Linked DNA regions of Homo sapiens: region 2 is linked to region 1. Evidence: read pairs that join two places in POLR2A ChIA-PET (ENCODE). Cell type or tissue: OCI-LY7. All regions are shown on one strand. Links, peaks and the distances in the headings refer to the core of each region. The heading gives the core; the rest is flanking DNA.

Region 1 (4,398 bases), core at 150-4,149:
GAATTGAATGAAAATAAATTTTAAAAAATTATATTTGAAAGAATTATATTGCCTGCAAAAATCTGTGACTATTATAGCCCTATAGCAATCCCCAAGCCTGCACAAAAATGAAGTGGATTTAATAAAGAGTGTATCTCCCGAAAAAGGGATGACTCAGCAAAGCCAGTCTCAGATGTGGCCATGGAGGAGGCTGATGAAGGAGGAACTTCTGAGAGAGCAGAGCTAAGGACCAGGAAGTGCATCAGTCTTCTATGGTTGCCATAACAAAATACCACAGATTGGAGGTCTAAACAACTCTTTATTTTTTCATGGTTCTGGAGGCTGGAAGTGCAAGATCAATATATCAGCAGGTTTAGTTTATCCTGAGGTCTCTCTCCTTGGCTTGCAGATGGTCACCTTCTTGTTGTGTCTTCACATGGCCGTTCCTCTCTGCATGTACGTCCCTAGGGTCTCTTCCTCTTCTTCTTAGGACACTAGCCATATGTGATTAGGACCCCAGCCTTATGACATCATTTAACCTTAACTGCCTTTTAAAAGGCTCTATCTCCCAACAAACAAACAAACAAAACAAAAACAGTCCCATTGGGGGATTGGGTTCTACCCCAAATTCACATGTGGTGAATTTGGGGTAGAACACAATCCAGTCCACAACAAGGATAGTAATTGAAAAAGCTCATCTCAGAGAGCAGAACCAAGGGCTGCCTGGTGAGCTAATCAAAGAACTCCCTTCTCAGGCCAGGGAGTTCTCTGCAATTAGTGCTCAGCAGGGTTTGATAACTCCTATGGACCAGTACCAGTGAGTGTTACATGTTTCCTGCTTTCCTCTTCTCCAGTTGAAATTTTAATTAAGGTTACTCTATTCCTGTTTCACCACTATACAGTATACTGAATATGACCAAAAAGGCAGGATAAATAACTTTGTTTATGAGTTTCTGGAGCATGAGCCACTACATCTAGATAAGATGGAGATGACTCCATATCACCCAGAGTTTCTCAACTTTGAGCTTAAAGCAGTAACTAGAGGACACTTTGGAGTTCTCTCTCCTAGAGAGGAGGGCTCTATATAAAAAGAAGGAGCTTATGGATGAGAGGACTGTGGCAAGGACTGCTACGTCTCCCTTGATAGGTTCTTTCTTCCTCTTTCAAGTTTTAGCTGAACATAACAATTCCTAAAATAAAGGCTACACTTTCCAGCATCCCTTGCAGCTCTGTGAGATTTCCAGGACATGTTGTTTAAAAGAATGTGTGAAGGCAGCCAGGCGCGGTGGCTCACGCCTGTAATCCCAGCACTTTGGGAGGCCAAGGGGGGCAGATCACGAGGTCAGGAGATCGAGACCATCCTGGCTAACACAGTGATACCCTATCTCTACTAAAAATACAAAAAATTAGCTGGGCGTGGTGGCAGGCGCCTGTAGTCCCAGCTACTCGGGAGGCTGAGGCAGGAGAATGGCGTGAACCCAGGAGGCGGAGCTTGCAGTGAGCGGAGATCGCGCCACTGCACTCCAGCCTGGGCAACAGAGCGAGACTCCATTTCAAAAAAAAAAAAAAGAATGTGTGAAGGCCCGGCATGGTGGCTCATGCCTGTAATCCCAGAACTTTGGGAGGCTGACGCGGGTGGATCACCTGAGGTCAGGAGTTTGAGACCACCCTGGCCAACATGGAGAAACCCCATCTCTACTAAAAATACAAAAATTAGCCAGGTGTTGTGGCTCGCACCTGTAATCCCAGCTACTCGGAAGGCTGAGGCAGGAAAATTGCTTGAATCTGGGAGGCGGAGGTTGCAGTGAGCCGAGATCATGCCATTGCATCCTAGCCTGGGAGACAAGCAAAACAACTCCGTCTCAAAAAAATAAAAAAAATAAAAAAAAAAAAATAAAGAATGTGTGAGCCCAACTTACTCTTTTCTTTTTCCTGCTGGTTGGAATGACGACATGATTTTTGGAGCTTCACTGGCCATTTAGACTATGGAGTAAAGCTGCTTGCTGTGGATAGTAGTGCAAAAAGATCTAAAGAGCTAGGTTCCTGTCACTGTAGAATGACTTCGTCTAGACTTGTATGGCATGAGACAGAAATAAACTATACTTTTAAAGCCAATATTATTTGGGGTATGCTGGATTGTTCTGTCGTCAACATGACTAATCTGGGCAGAATTTTTTCCGGAATCCCTTATATGGACCTAGGTTAGAGTTGATCTCACGAGGAGCTTGCTCATAATTTGCAAGGCAGAAGTGAAACGGTAGCCATGCCTCTCTGAAGATCTTCATTGTGCCGCATGGTGATAGACAGATGTCAAGGTGCCCAGTGGGTTCAGCTTGTCCACTTTCCTCTGTTCTACACCAGGCTGTTCTTCCCAAATGCTAGCCCTGCTGGTCAACAGCAGTTGCAGGCCCACCACCAGACACTTAGCATACACAGAGGTGTCTTAAGAGGGGCATGGTTTCCCACACAATGCTTAGTGAGCTCCCTTTTTGCAGTACCAATTTGGCTGATGAATGTCCTGGATTTCTCAGATTTCCTTGCAAGCTTCGACTTGTCTGCTCACCCCAGGGCTTTAGGGGACTGCTTAGTGACTATTTCTCCAGCTTCCCCTTCCGGATCTTTACTTTCTCAACTCCTCCCACAGTTGTGTAAGTACTAGTTCCTATAATAAATCCCTTGCCTAATAACACTCACAGTAGCTCTGTTCCTTCACTGAACCCTGACTGATATATTGGATTTTATGACATGTAGATCACCTTTATTCTAACAGAGTCACATACATTATCCTGCTAAATCTTCCTAAGAGCCATGGGAAGGTAGCACTGTTGTTATCTCTATTTTACAGACGTGGAAATGGGTTTAGAGAAGTTAAATAATATTCTCACTGTCATACAGCAAGTAAGTGGGGATGCCAAGTTTGTAACCCAATCTGCCTCCTGCCAGAGCCCGAGAGCTTAACCACAACACCTTAATACATATGTACTTCCTGTCCAGAAGTTCTACGCTAATTCATATTCCTTCTTGCTTTAGTGTTTTTGTGTTTAAAGTCAATCATGCTACCTAATCAGACAACCATAATGTACGAACAACAAACAATAAAGATTGCTAGTGTCAACAGGGTTTACTTAATAGCTTTGGAAAGCGTCAGTGTTACTGACCGTCTGTTTGTTTATTTCCACTTCAGCTCTCTAAAAGCAAAACCCTTGGCCAAGTAGAGCTCCACTTCAGGCAAGAACTAGGGTCCATTTGGGAGGCTTATTTAATATTTAAAAGCTGAGGAAAGATTAATACCACATCCTTGGCATATGCCTGCTAAAGCAGAGACTGTAGGCTCAGATGCCAACAATTAATTCTGAAGGAACAAAAGAACAGGTCAGAGCTTAATATTGGGGTGTAAATGAAAATGAAGTCAGGGCCGGGTGCGGTGGCTCACGCCTGTAATCCCAGCACTTTGGGAGGCTGAGGTGGGTGGATCACCTGAGGTCAGGAGTTTGAGACCAGCCTGGCCAACATGGTGAAACCCCGTCTCTACTAAAAATACAAAATTAGCCAGGAGTGATGGTGCATGCCTGTAATCCCAGCTACTCTGGAGGCTGAGGCAAGAGTATCGCTTAGAACCTGGGAGGCAGAGGTTGCCCTGAGCCGAGATTCGCCAGTAGCACTGGGCAACAAAGGGAGACTCTGTCTCAAAAAAAAAAAAAAAAAAGAAAGAAAAAAAGAAAAGAAAAGAAAATGAAGTCAGACCTAGGGAACATTTTCGGGATTTACTAAACATCTACCCACAGGGAAGGAAGAAAGAATGTCAGCGATATGGACAGTTGCTATCATACATTTTTGGATTCTCTTAGATCTCAGTACTTTATAGGGAATCAGAGTCCTCATTTTTTTGGCCAGTGTGGAAGATCCTGTCAGTACCATGCTCATATCCCTGCAATACTTACTGTTTCTATATGTGCAGACGGTATCCTACTGCTAGTACATGATGCTGCCCGAGGGCTTTTCCTCAGTTCAGGTGTAGAGAAAGTCCTCAGCGCTGTAGAGTTAACACTCCTGGAAGCAACTATAAACTAATGACTGATAGTAATTAGAGGACAAACTCCAGCTTCCTCTTCCCCTCAGGTGGGACAGCTCCCACAGGTTCCCAGCATGACTGACCCTCGGTTGCCCCCATTGGTAACGTAATGGTCTAGGCTTCCCTCACTTCCCTGTCTTACTGCCCCTTTCCCCTGTCAGTGCTTCCTATGATCACCACTCAAACTACTTACATTTAAACCTTTTGCTTAGGGTTGGCTCCTAAAAGAATCTGGCAGAAGACAGCCTAATTATGGGGAAAGCACTCCTGCCCAAAATAATCGGCTAAATTTCTCCATTTTTTCAAGTTTCAAATTCTATCCATTAGGGGTGCATATGGGGGGCCAG
Region 2 (4,398 bases), core at 77-4,076, 140 kb before region 1:
CAGTTAATATTAAATTGCCACCACCAAATAATATTTAATAAAAATATATAATTCAAGAAAAGTTGATTTTATCAATAAAATTGTCATTAACTTCAGTAATAATAAAGCACTCTAAAAAGAATTATAGAATAACTACCATCCATACCCACAAGGGAGCACACTACAGCCATTTACCAGATCTTATGGGTTCTAAATATAATAAAAAACAGACAAAGCAATAAGGAAGTAACACGAACAATTAGTTCAAACTAGTTCAGCCATATCTGTACAAACCAATCAGCAGTCTGCTTTTAGAAATGTATTTTGCATTAGCGAAGCATATTTGAGAAAGATACACATTAGAGAAGGGTGTGTTACCTGCAAACAAGTTTCCATGGCTGTAATACCAGTGCAAAACACTTCCAAGGATCATTTTAGTACTGTCGCCTAGAACTAAGATGCCATTCATAAAACTATTCTATAAAATAAATGTTAGTATTTTAGGTGGCAACTCAAATCAGAAAGCTTTCACATGACTGTAATTCATTTTCACAGAAAAAAGCATTGGTATTTTACGGCAGAAGATGTCTGCCATGTCTAAAAGTAACTGCAAAACATGATGAACTAGTTTCTCCTGAAAGTATTTTTTTCATGAGGATGAGAGTCAAAATAATGTTTTTTAAGTCTCTGTATATTCAAGAACTCTGGGAAAATAATATCACTAATAAAACCTTTTTCTATAGAAATTTATATTTAAATAACCAGAGAAGGGTATGTTACCTGCAAATAAGTCTCTCTGGCTTGGAAATTTTTTTTTCAAATTTTTGGTAAATTATTTTTAAAATATTTTTAAGGAAAGCCCAACGAGCTTCTTCTTTAAATGAAAACATTACTCTCTTCTCTGCTTCATCCCCCTCCACCCACTTCTTTCTAGCAAGAGATCATAGCAATGAAACAACAAAGGGAAGCTGTTATGTCTTAGCCTACAATCTGCCTGCTCAAAAAGCTCAAGAATTTAAATGGCTGTTCAAGAGCTGCTCACAAACTCAGCCAATCAGCAGCCAGCATTCTGATTCCTGCCCAGCAACAGGAGACAGACAATAAGGTCAGAAAAACATAGTTAAACAAAAACTGTATCTGCAATACTTAAGTGTGGTTCTTTGTTTGAAATAAGTAATCTAGAACACAGTTTACATAAAACCCTAAATCCACGTAACACGCATTAAATATACCACACACATAAATGGATAAGATTTACATCTTTTATGCTATTTGCTTTAATAAATATCCATGAACATTTCAAGAAATATACATTAATATAAATTAATTTCCTACCTGAGGAATAAGTCAAACATGGACAATATACGTAAGAACATATTTTTCTATACAATGCAAAATTCAAATGTAAATTTCTTTTTAAAAATTCCATAGACCATACATATAAAATATATAAATCTAGCAAAACCTTAAATCCAGACAAGTAAAAAAAAAATCTTCATACCCATCTACCACTATTGTTACAGATTTCCGATTCCAAAAATTAATAGTATTCTGGACCCAAAGGATTACTAGGGATAGTATTATGAAGTGTTGTGCTGTCTACTGCACTGAACTGACTTAGTTTAATTCATCTAATGAAATCTAAATGTCTGATTCTGGACAACCTATATTAAGTGGTATAAGTACAATTACTACATCCTTTTCTCCTTAACTGCCTTTCGCAGCAAGTTACAAAAGGTTATATGAGATATCCTTTCAAAGCTTTATTATAAAACAAATGTGTGGATTACAAAGTAAATATTCATGAAAATTAAAGACATTTTTATTATATTACACCATTCTATAGTTCTTTAAATATAGGATTATAAAATAAAAATGGAAAATTTGTTATCAGAATTTTTTTCTCAAATTCACTACTTATTAGGTGTTCTTAATAACCAAGTTTTAAAAATAAACCTCATTTCCCCCCTTCCTTACAGATGAACCTTGTAATTTTTCAAACATACCCAAGAGGGAGCTTGCTGCAGCCATACTCTTAGTTTATATAATCTCCCCACAGGAAAAATATATCAACAGCTGCTTCAATGTTTCAGTCCTGTGAGAGAACTGAAATTCACTGTCTGATTGGCTCAAAGCCGAAATAGTCTAAAACCAATCAGACATCAGTGTCACAAACCTTGCCCAGCAACAAGGGAAGAAGATGAGGGCAAGAGCTCTATTAAAAATGCAAAGGATGTGAAAATCAAGGTGAACAATGAAATGGAAACATTAGGAATATAACTCTAGATGCTCTGTTTGAAAAACAGGTCATGGTAGGGTTTCTTTGATTAAATAAACTAGGGTCTGTACTGCTTTCCAAGAACAGACTTAACTAAGTACCACGATTGTTGGGTCAAAAAGCATATACAACACATAGACAAAACAAATGCTGTATTAATTCAAAGTAATGAATATCTGATGAAGTATACTTCAAAATAAAACTAAAGCAAAAGCTTAGAAAACATCAAGCAAAACCTTTTAAGTGGACATGGCATTTCTATCTTTGACAAAGGCATTCCAATTATATTCATGCTGTTGCCTGAGAGTACAACATTTTTCTGAATAAAAATTTCATTCATTTTTCTACTGAAAATAATTTTAATTTGAGTTTATTTTCATTAAATGGCTGAATTAAATATTAAATAATCACTTTATGCTGATAATTTCTAACCTCTTTAGAAATGCAACTCTGCTATTAGATTCTTTAAGAATCCCATTCTCAGTTGAAAACTGTATGATTTTATTTTACACTTCTAAATTTTGCTTGAGAATTTGCAATACTCTAAAAATAAAATCATAAAGAATAGTGGGTTGCACAAAAGATGCTAATAATCTGCTTTACTGCTTACTGCCCATTAAATAGACTACTGAATCTGTTCACTCACTTTGATACTTATCTGCTCAAATTTAGTATAAAGATTTTGAAATTTTTATTTTAAATACCATGTCCATCAGTATTTGTGGGAGACTGGTCCCAGGACTCCCTACAGATAACAAAATCTGACAATGTTCAAGTCCCTTATATAAAGTAGTGTAGTATTTGCATATAACCTATGCACATATTGCTGTATACTTTAAATTATCTTTAAATTACCTATAATACCCAGTATAACATAAAGGCTATGTAAACAGATGTTACACTGTTGCATTGTCAGCTACGGTTCTCTTAACTGGTATAAAATAACTGTCACTAGCTATCCTGCCATCTTAAAAAAAAAAAAAAACAGTAAGTGGTGAAATCTGTTTATCAAATACTCATAAACTCAGTTGAGTAAGTTATCAAGTGATCATAATATTTGACACTTTCACAAATTAACCCCTCTGCCTGTCACCGACCAAAATGTGGAATGCAATATCCCCAAACTAAATTGTAAAAAATAACCAACCACAAAGGAAACTGGGAGTTTGCTTTACCAACAATTCCCTAGACAAGGTTACCAACAATTCCCCAGACAAGGCAGGAGTAAATCATGTCCTTAAAAGTTTGGTTACATCAAAGCCAGAACTGTCACTACAATCTAACTTCTTGTTGCATTCAGTGCTATGTTTTCAGAAATTTTGGAATGGTCCACATGATAAAAACATAAGATACCTTAAAATTACTTCTCCAAGTCAATTTTTGGGATCATTGTGTTACATGGGCAAAATAAAATTAAATGACCTGATCCAACAAATGCCATTTTAGAATACATAGAGCAAATTACACCCCCTTAGAAAATTGGCCAATTTTCCATCAAGGCCCTACTCACTAGCTTGCCAAACTCTACTATCCCTATGCAGATAAGGAGTGAAGTTACAGAAGGTCTTGTATTTATCTCCACAGGCATTTAAGAAATCATTTGTCCAGAGCTGGGCGCAGTGGCACATACTTGTAATCTCAGCTACTTGGGAGGCTGAGGCAGTGGACTGCTTGAGCCTAAAGGGTAGAGACCAACCTGGGCAGCACAGCAAGACCAGGTCTCATTAAAAAAATAAATAAATAACCAGCAGTAGAAATCATTTGTCCAAACGTACTTTTCACATTTTGCTTGGGTGAAGTAAAACACCCAGAATGAGGTATGAGGAGCTGAAAGATGTAAATCCTTCAAATGCCTGGAAATAACTCTTACTTTTCTTATTAACCCAACCTAAAGAGAAAAGCTGGACAGCTAACTTTCTGTGTCAGTCACCTTTTACTAGATGATAATGCAGCAACAACAATAAAATTTCACTGGCTAATAACTGTATACTTTTTCATTATTCTAGGACACCAGGCTGAAGGAACAGCACCCCCTCACCCCATCTAGGCCTTGTGGCAGAGGTAAAAGACCAATATGACAGAGATATACAGTATACAATAGCTTTTAGCTAGGGTGTCCAAACTTTTGGCTTCTCTAGGCC

What was found. ChIA-PET counts read pairs that join two places held together with the same protein. Peaks named below come from ENCODE experiments on the same cell type or tissue, not always from the same donor. Only the 100,000 strongest peaks of a DNase experiment are listed, where the experiment ranks them.
Region 2: POLR2A ChIA-PET joins it to region 1 with 7 read pairs; 4 of 35 experiments call an interaction of 5 or more read pairs at or near these places.

The regions. Positions count from the first base shown.
Region 1 is chr12:14,271,898-14,276,295 of GRCh38, reverse strand. No RefSeq gene overlaps it. Among named protein-coding and RNA genes, the nearest start is that of ATF7IP, 92 kb to the left of the region's middle. In OCI-LY7, for the core only: no CTCF peak of the experiment used is centred there; DNase peaks (open chromatin) are centred at 190, 2,195, 2,555 and 2,923; H3K4me3 peaks cover 1,325 bases; H3K27ac peaks cover 1,932 bases.
Region 2 is chr12:14,414,536-14,418,933 of GRCh38, reverse strand. The region is part of intron 1 of ATF7IP (activating transcription factor 7 interacting protein); the gene reads right to left. Among named protein-coding and RNA genes, the nearest start is that of ATF7IP, 51 kb to the right of the region's middle. In OCI-LY7, for the core only: CTCF peaks have their summits at 161 and 1,969; DNase peaks (open chromatin) are centred at 1,023 and 2,093; H3K27ac peaks cover 397 bases.